Regions from separate parts of the Mus musculus genome. Here region 1 is linked to region 2. A link is a contact called in ENCODE Hi-C or POLR2A ChIA-PET data. All regions are on one chromosome and are shown on one strand. The core of a region is the stretch at or near the end of the contact, and the rest is flanking DNA. Distances in the headings are between cores, read along the strand shown.

Region 1 (4,609 bases), core at 1,797-4,296, 36 kb before region 2:
TCTCTCTCAAATGGTAAGGTGGTAAATTCTAAGTTCCATGCATTTCCAGGCTGCCCAGGACACTGCCTCAAGCCAGGAGTCCTGGCTGGATACCTTCCCATGGACACCTTTTGTTATCCCTCACTCCAGAGGCCAGTCCACCCTTGGTTGAGAAGTATTGGGATCTGAAATAGACAGAGATCTCCCTGAGCCTCTCTGCTCCAAAGAGGCTCTTCTCTGTTTGCTCCAGACACCCTGGCCACCATGGTCATCCCAGGCCACATACCTTCAAACCAGGATGGGTCCTGCTCCCGGGTCTCTGCAGTAATATTCTGGCTCACGTGATGCAGAAGATCGGCCAGCAGCTTTTGCCTCAGTGGGGCCTGCTCATCTGACAGCAGTTGCCGTGCAGCCTGGATGACGCCGGCATGTGGCTCATTAAACACACTGAGGAAACGTGTGATGTCACTCACATCTGTCACCACCAGGAGACAAACAGAAACACATTCATGCTGTTCTGGCTCCAAGAATTCAACCCAAAGACTGCCAGACATCAGGACTCTGGGGTCACCAACCCTTTCCCTGACCTGACACCCCCCACTGCAGTGATACTACAATTCCTCTGGCCACCTTCTGTCAGGCGAGGGTTGTAGTATCCTAGAAAAGCAGCACACTTGGTCTTTTGTCCTTCTCTCCTCCATACCAAGTCACCTCCTTTGGCCATCTCCTTAGGACCCCATTTTCAGACCTCCCAAGCCCTCTCCTTGGAGTCTTTGCACAAGTGCCTATGGTGAGCTTTCCCATCAAACTAAACACCAAGTGCATTCTACAGAGGGTCTTAACCAAACAGGAGCAAACAGAATTCAGTAACACTTAAAAAGCACAGGCCACAGCCAAATGAGGTTGCAAGTCTGGTTTGTACTCAGAACTCAGTGAGATCCACTGTGTTATTAACAAGCTGAAGAAGTAAGTTCTTGTGATACCAAAGGATGCAGAAATTGCAGGAAGAAACCTCAGACAGCCAGAACTTGACAAGAGGTTCCTGGAGCAAATGCACCATGAAGTGATCATCTGGATCTATCAAGGTCAGAACTCTGGAAGCTGGTTTTGGGGGCACGAGCTTGGAATGTGAGCAGTTGGGAAGTAGAGGCAGGAGAATCACAAGTTTTAGACCAGCCTCGGCCACATGTAGCCTTGTCCTCCCCATTTCCCTTGCAAATCTGAACCTTTTGCTCTAGTACAGAGCATGGAAAGAGCAAGGCCGGTTAGCTATGTGGTTGGAGCTCAGTTTCAATAAAGACAGTGAAAAGCTACACAGCGGGAGATATTTGAAAACCACACTATCTTACATCGAAGTCATAACCAAGATATTCTGGAGGGGGGGGGGGCTAAATATTTAAACAGCTTTATAAATCCGACTAAGAAACACAAAAAACGCGAAGAATCGCTTCTCTGAAGAGTGCCTTCAAGTGGTAAATAGGAAGATAATACCCAATCCCATTAGCCACCAGGGAAATTCGGATTAAGACTACAATGATCTGTCATCACACCTACCTAGAATAGCCTGAATGAAAACCATGATACCTGAGAGCATTTCAGCACACTGGTCGAAGTACAGCCCGGAGCAACAGTGAATGGAACCAAGACCTGCCCTGCCCTGCCCTGCCCTGCCCTGCCCTGCCCTGCCCTGCCCTGCCCTGCCCTGCCCAGCCCAGCCCAGCCCAACCCAGCACAGCACAGCACAGCACAGCACACCACAGCACAGCACAGCACAGCACACCACAGCACAGCACAGCACACCACAGCACAGCACAGCACAGCACAGCACAGCACAGCACAGCACACCACAGCACAGCACAGCACACCACAGCACAGCACAGCACAGCACAGCAGCACCGACCCCAGTCTCAATCCTTCCCTTGCCCTTGGCAGTTTCAAAATTAAAATCAAAGTTCTTCAGCAAAAGCTTTTGGCATTCAGAGCCTTTAACCAGATCTTCTGGGTTCCTGCCCGGGCCCCTCGACGAGGCTTTAAACCGTGTAGGTCCCTCCCATCTCCAAAGTGTTCCTACTCACAGCCATGCCAGGTCTCGCCAGCGGTGAGCAATAGGAGCTCAGCGTCGTTGGGAAGGCCCGGGAAGCAGTCGTCCGTCACCTCCGTGCCATCTTCGTACAGGCACAGCCGGGAACCGGGCATCGGGAGCTGGAGGACAAGAAGATCAGCTTGTCCCACAACAGTCTTGGCTTCCAGACAGCCAGCTCTGCGTACTGTAGAAGCCTAGCGCCTGTCCAAGCCCACCCAAGAGGATGGAAATCGTAGGGGTGGAAGCCAAGGTGCCCGCCGCGCAGTGCTTGCCCGGAATGCAAGACCCACCTGGAAGCGGACGCAGCCCTTACGCAGCAGCTCCTGGCAGCTCCGGGCCGCCACGCCGAACTTGCAGGCGCTATGTAGGGCTCGCAACTTGACGCATTTGGGTTGGCGGAGCACCGCGCACATTGCAGGGCTGCGGTACCGTAGCGACACTGGACTTGTAACGTTCCTGCCCGGAACTGTGGTGCGTAGACGCGGCCCGGAACTCTTTTCTCTACGTAGGTAGGTGCAACCGGAAACGTCCGACTGCAGGACCTGTCCCCAGCCAGAATCCTCGAGGCCTGGATGCGCACGCAGGCGCCGGCGGGCGGACGCGCAGGCGTACCGCGCGGGCCGGCCTGGTTGCTATGGGAGCGCAGCTGCGGCCCGGGCCCTGGGCAGAGGCAGCCCGGGCTGCTCCTCTGCTGCCCTCCTCAGAGGCCCGGGGTGGGGGCGGCTGGACCGAGACCCCTCCGAAGATAGCGGAGGCCGACATCGCAGCGGCCCCGCCTGGTCGTTTCCGCGGCGCTCTGTGACCCTGCGTGGCCTCGGTCTTCGGCAGGCACCCGGGGCGGAGGCTCCCTGACACCTGGCCTTGGAGGGACTGCGCGGCCAGTGCCTGTTCCAGGCCTCCCTGCAGCGCATCTCAGCCTTCGTGTCCGGAATCGGATTCGAGCCCCGCCTTGTCCTCGTCTGCATGCGTTACTGAACAGGAGCAGTTGCCACGAGACTAAAGACTGTAGCTCTGGCTCCGGGTAGGCTACACTTCGATCCGTGTCGTTTGGGGGTTTTGTTTGTTCGCTGGGTTTGGTTTGTTGTGCTTTTTAAGCGTTAAGATTCTCTAAAGCACTCTCAGTCCTTAAAATTACTTGGCCCCAGATCATTACTTAATATTGTAACATTTACGTTTTCTTGAAAAGAAAACTGGAAACACTTTTCATATCCTTGTAACAAAATGTTTGGAAGTTGCTACATTGAGTTCGGGTTTCTGGTTGGAAAGATGACAGGGTAAGTTCATAACCAAAAATAGAAGAGTTGGGGCTTAGTTTATAAGCAATGCTAGGGTAAATGTCAATTGACACTGCTGGCTGTGGCTGCCCTAGTGGCAGCTGGAACACCAGCCGCCTGTGGTAACCAGCTAGTAACACAGCATTGCACAGATCCAGATCTGTGGTGGGCTTTGTGAGGCGGGAAGGAACAGGAGGTGGAAGGGCTCCAGTGAGTGCATCGGCTGAAAATGTACATTTTGTAGATGTCCTTATTGAGGCCCCAGTGTTTTGGCCACGCTGCCCCCACAGCCCTCCTGCAGGGATCTTCAGTACCCGTACTTTGTTTTAGTTTTATTGGGCATACACTTGTATCTGCTGTTAACATTCTGTTCTATGCACCACAGAGACGAGGTAGACAGACCTGATTTTTGTTTGTTTGTTTGTTTGCTTGCTTGTTTTTTGGTTTTTGTTTTTTTTTTTTTTTTTTTGAGACTGTCTCACTGTGTAGCCCTAGAACTACTACATATAGACCATACTGACCTCAAACTCCGAGATCCTCCAAGTTCTGGGATCAAAGGCATGCACTACCACACCTGACACGGGCTCTTGAAGACACAGGGTCTGGTCAAGGCACTGGAGAAGTTCGTTAGATTTGACTATTCTCTAGAATTCAAGTCATAACCGGGCATAGTGTCACATACCTTTAATCCTAGTACTTGGGATGCAGAGGCAGGAGAATCTCTGTGAGTTTGAGGCCAGTCTAGACTACATAACAAGTTCTAGGCCAGTCAGGCCTAAATAAGAGACTCTGTCCCAAAAATAAAAACAAACAAAAAAAAAATCCAAGACAAGAATGGAGACTGGGGAAACAAGGTGTCCGGTCATAATTAGCACTTCTACTCCTACAATGGGGCTGCCTAGGGTTTTAAAATTAAGACCTGGAGAGGGGTGATCAAAGTTGGATTTAAAGAATGTTTGTCTTGACAGGAGCATAGGTTGAACGGGCAGTTGTACCCATCTGGAATAGAGATAAGGAAGAAGGGTGGAATCCAGTAATCCTTCATACCGTGCTGCCCTCTTGTGCTAAAGGGGAGGATGGTGGTTGAGGGAGATCAGCTCGGGGTTCAGAACCTGTGTGAACTAGGAGTGTAGCCTCACAGATTAAAGGAGAAGCATGCCAAGTCACCCAGCTATGCTTATCACTGCTCTCCGCTATTTTCTGGGTCAGTCTCCTCTACTCTGCTGCCGTTACAGCCACAGGGAACTCATGTAGCATCTTTAACAGTGACTTG
Region 2 (4,165 bases), core at 755-3,254:
GGAAAGGGGGTGGTCATTGGTAAGAGTAGTTCTGCCCTTGCTTTTGCTGAGGAGAGAGAAAGGCTTGGGAGAGCAGGTCTCTAAAATAGTGTTTAAAATGAGCTTATTATCCATGAGCAGAACGGAGAATTCACTCAGTAAGATAACTGAATCCTGGGTTTCTCCAGCTGCTGGGCAAGGGCCGCATTTCACAGTTCTGCCAGAATAAGTTGTTTACTGCCAAGAAGCTGAAAGATGCTTAGGTATGTACAGAACACCGAATTCATCCCGGAGAATGAATTCACACAACACCTTGTGTCTTCTCAAGCTACAAGTACTGGAAGAGCTCTGACCAAAGATCACATAGAGGGCTCTGACCAAAAAGGGGTGGGGGGAGACTTTCAAGGTAAAGTCAACAAAGACGTCGTGTCTTCCAGAGACCTCTTACACTCAGTTCACTTCAGGAACAGTTAGTAAAAGAGCAAACACCACACCTTCAGCCCAGTCTAAAACCCAAGATGGGGAGAGTATAATTGCTTCTGAATATACAACAGCACTTCCCAATGCTGCCTTGGCAAGTTAGTTCCCACTGGCTTCCCACACCACAAAGGCTTCACCTTACAGTCCTGTTGCGCCGAGGTCTGGTACAGGTCTTCGTAGGCTAAGACACGCATGAGGTCCATTCCTTCCTGGCGGAGAATCCATTTGCTTGTCTTTTCCAAATCTCTGTGGCTGTCTCTGTAGCAACTCCAGTCTGAAGCTGTCACTGTTCATCTTTCTGCTCCCTTCTCTCCTGCTTCTCTTTTAAAGACCCGTGATGGTGTGTGGGGCCTTCCTATTTGCATGGGTTATGCTCTACATAACTGCAGCCATCCTGAGCCATAAGCACCACAAGTGTCTCCTGCCCCCAGTCACCCTGGCTGGGTTTTCCTGCATAGTTCCTAGCAAGCCACAAATAAGATTATTAATCATAATCCAGGCTCCACAGATGTGCCTGCCTTCTATACTATCTTAATGCCAAGTGCATTCCAGTTGCAATGCAGTGAGTTTGTCCTGGCCCATTACTTCTAACCACAGGGCCTCATCCTGGAGCATTAATTAGTACCTATGGAAACGTGTTAGCTCTGTCTTCTAAGGAAGACCGAAGATAAAACAACTTCAACCTCTGCGACTACCTTACAAAACCAAAACATAAGGTGGTTGGATCACACCCTGGCCCGGGACTGCTCCAACCCCCAGTACTGGGGATTGAGCCTTAGGCTGACATGTTTCTACCAACTGGACTACCTCTTGTTGCCTGTCCCAAGGCTTATGTACCTTGAAGACAAACCTGGGGACGGGGGCGCTCTGGAGCCCTTTATCTTTTTTTCCCCCTTGTTCCAGTATACCATATTAATTAAATCTTTCTTGTTGCCTGTTTTATTATTTTTTAAATATGGTCTCAGTCGCCCAGGTTGACCTCAAACTTGCTATAAAGTCAAGCTCCTTTGTTTGTGTTTTGTTTTGTTTTGTTTTTCGAGACAGGGCTTCTCAGTATAGCCCTGGCTGTCCTGGAACTCACTCTGTAGACCAGGCTGGCCTCAGAAATCCACTTGCCTCTGCCTCCCAAGTGCTGGGATTAAAGGCACCACTGCCCGGCTAGTGAATTCCTTCCTTAACCTTAACCCTCGACCAGCTGAGCGCTTGGGATGACAGGTGTGTGCACCACCATGCCCCATTTACACTGTGCTGGGAATCAAACAGAGCTTCATGTATGCCAAACAAGCGCTCTACTAACTAAGCTACAACCCCAGAATAATCGTGTCTTTAGTTGGTATCTGGGGGGTGGGAAAGGTGACCACCTAACCTGTGGGACTCCACGCAGCCACACTACACAGCCAGTGTGAAGCTGAGGCTAAAAACAGAGCCGCCCCACACACCCGTCCCACAAACCCCTTGCGTCCAGACTCTCTGGCGAGCGCGTGTTCTCTCTATGGTCATTTCCGGCTCCCGCCGGAAGTGTGGCGCCGCACTCCGGAAGCGGCGCACGGGCGGCGCGATGGCGGCGGCGGCGATGGCCGTGTCCGAGGCCTGGCCGGAGCTGGAGCTGGCCGAGCGCGAGCGGCGGCGCGAGCTGCTGCTGACCGGGCCCGGGCTGGAGGAGCGGGTGAAGGCGGCGGGCGGGCGGCTTCCGCCGCGGCTCTTCACGCTGCCGCTGCTGCACTACCTGGAGGTGAGCGGCTGCGGCAGCCTGCGCGCGCCGGGGCCCGGCCTCGCGCAGGGCCTCCCGCAGCTGCACAGCCTGGTGCTGCGGCGCAACGCGCTGGGGCCGGGCCTGAGCCCCGAGCTGGGGCCGCTGCCCGCGCTGCGCGTCCTCGACCTGTCCGGCAACGCGTTGGAGACGCTGCCGCCCGGCGAGGGCCTGGGCCCCGCCGAGCCCCCCGGACTACCGCAGCTGCAGAGCCTCAACCTCAGCGGCAACCGCCTGCGCGAGCTGCCCGCCGACCTGGCGCGCTGCGCCCCTCGCCTGCAGAGCCTCAATCTCACCGGCAACCGCCTGGACGCCTTTCCCCCCGAGCTCTTCCGGCCAGGAGCTCTGCCCCTGCTCAGTGAGCTGGCAGCTGCCGACAACTGCCTGCGGGAGCTCAGCCCAGACATCGCGCATCTTGCCTCGCTCAAGGTCAGTGGGACCCGAGGGGAGGGAGACGCGCGCCCTGCTGTCCCTCCTTGGAGGATGTCTTTGCCCCCGCAACCGGTCCGTCTCCTCTCAGTTCTCAGACCTGCGAGCTCAGAGGTCTCTGGACGTGTGGCAGTTTAAAAGTTGCTATCAATGTTAGACTTCTCATGTGGGAAGAAATTCAAGAGCAGAGAGCCAGGTGTGGCGCGCGTGTGTGCGTGTGCGTAACTGATTGGGTTTCCAAATGGCGGAGCGTCCAGACAAGGCACAAAATCACGCATAACAACAGCCTTCAGTGGGCGGGATCATGGCTTCCGTTTTATAGAGAGCCGAAGTGCTTACCCAAAGCCAACAGCACACCTAGAGTTTTCTTCGGGGCTGCCTTGTGTAAGAGATTGGCTTCTTTGTGGTCCCAGGCTCCCGTTGTGCCTGACGCCCACCAGGTGCTCATTGTGTGTTGAGTGAGGGGTGAGAAGGCAGAAGATGCAAAGCCACAACCTGACCTGACTCCACTCTAGGATCTCCACAGTCCAGTCCTGTCATCTGGCCATGTCAGTTCCCCTACCACACCCCCTCCATCACACCCCCTACCCTTTGTATTCTTGGTAGCGCCAGCCTGTGTGTCTTCTCATCCTTGAGTTTATGCAGCCCTTTCCTAATGATGGATTGGCAAGGAAATTTGCTCTTGAGAGATCAGAGCTCACCTTGCTAGTATTCGTGTGTGTGTGTGTGTGTGTGTGTGTGTGTGTGTGTTTAATTAAGACACCTGTCCCTCCCTCCTCGCTCTCGCTCTTGCTTTCTCGGGGTGGGGGTGTGGAGAGATAGGCCAGCGAGTCTACAAGATGATACTCCCTGAGGTACCTTGGCCCTCTATGTTACAGGTGTCCCCATGGCTTGGGTATGACACAGGCTGTACACTGTTCTGCCTTCCTATGTAGTAGATATATTGGTTTGCCAGAAGGCTGATGACTGTTCAATATGGTGCATGTCTTTGTATCAGCCATTGACGTGCTGTGGTTTCTGAGACTGAAGCCCCTTGCATGTGTCTCACTTGGCCCTCACCACCATGCTGTGATCCCTTTCCCAGCAGAGGCAGCCCTGGTTGTCACTGTACTGGCTGGGGTTTGTGTTCTCCTGGAAGTTCTGATGTAAGGTGTTGAGCGTATATACCCTGCAAGGCATACAGCCGGCCAAGCACAGCAGTCCCGTGGGCACTGGGAGGAGGCTGGCACATCCGCCCTGCTTCACCTTTTGGTGGTATTGCCTCTCCCCCCCTCCCCCCGGAGGGCCCAAAAGGCTTCACGTCTGTGCTTGCCCATCACACCTTGGACCCTGGCCCCACTCCCATGACAAGGTTGCCGCTCTAGGCACTGAGGGCTGGGTAAACATGGGCAAGCATCACCTTTCTCACCAGGACGCTTCACCCTGTGTCTCTGTGTGGCAAGACCCACCTGCCTCTCTTCGACTCACTCTTCACCTTTGCTGCTGTCCTCACAGGGCCCCAGGGAGATGCTCAACTGGCATTGGGAT

Evidence for each region. Hi-C counts contacts between places; a loop is a spot of excess contacts on that map. ChIA-PET counts read pairs that join two places held with the same protein, here RNA polymerase II (POLR2A).
Region 1: a loop to region 2 is called in a map of heart, with 7 times the contacts of the local background. The contact joins the promoter of Cep104 here to the promoter of Lrrc47 in region 2. A Hi-C loop is called at or near these places in 17 of 37 maps with a recorded cell type or tissue (T-helper 1 cell, T-helper 2 cell, adrenal gland and 5 more). POLR2A ChIA-PET finds 5 or more read pairs at or near these places in 3 of 5 experiments (Patski and embryonic stem cell).

What each region holds. Positions count from the first base shown.
Region 1 is chr4:153,972,515-153,977,123 of GRCm38, forward strand. Cep104 (centrosomal protein 104) reads left to right here and starts at 3,047. Exons shown (of 22, transcript NM_177673.2): 1 at 3,047-3,083. Dffb (DNA fragmentation factor, beta subunit) reads right to left here and starts at 2,567. Exons shown (of 7, transcript NM_007859.4): 1 at 2,353-2,567; 2 at 2,055-2,181; 3 at 266-454. The coding sequence starts at 2,475.
Region 2 is chr4:154,009,799-154,013,963 of GRCm38, forward strand. Lrrc47 (leucine rich repeat containing 47) reads left to right here and starts at 2,005. Exons shown (of 7, transcript NM_201226.1): 1 at 2,005-2,638. The coding sequence starts at 2,018. It overlaps Gm31566 (a long non-coding RNA gene), which reads right to left and starts at 1,463. Exons shown (of 8, transcript XR_391010.4): 1 at 597-1,463.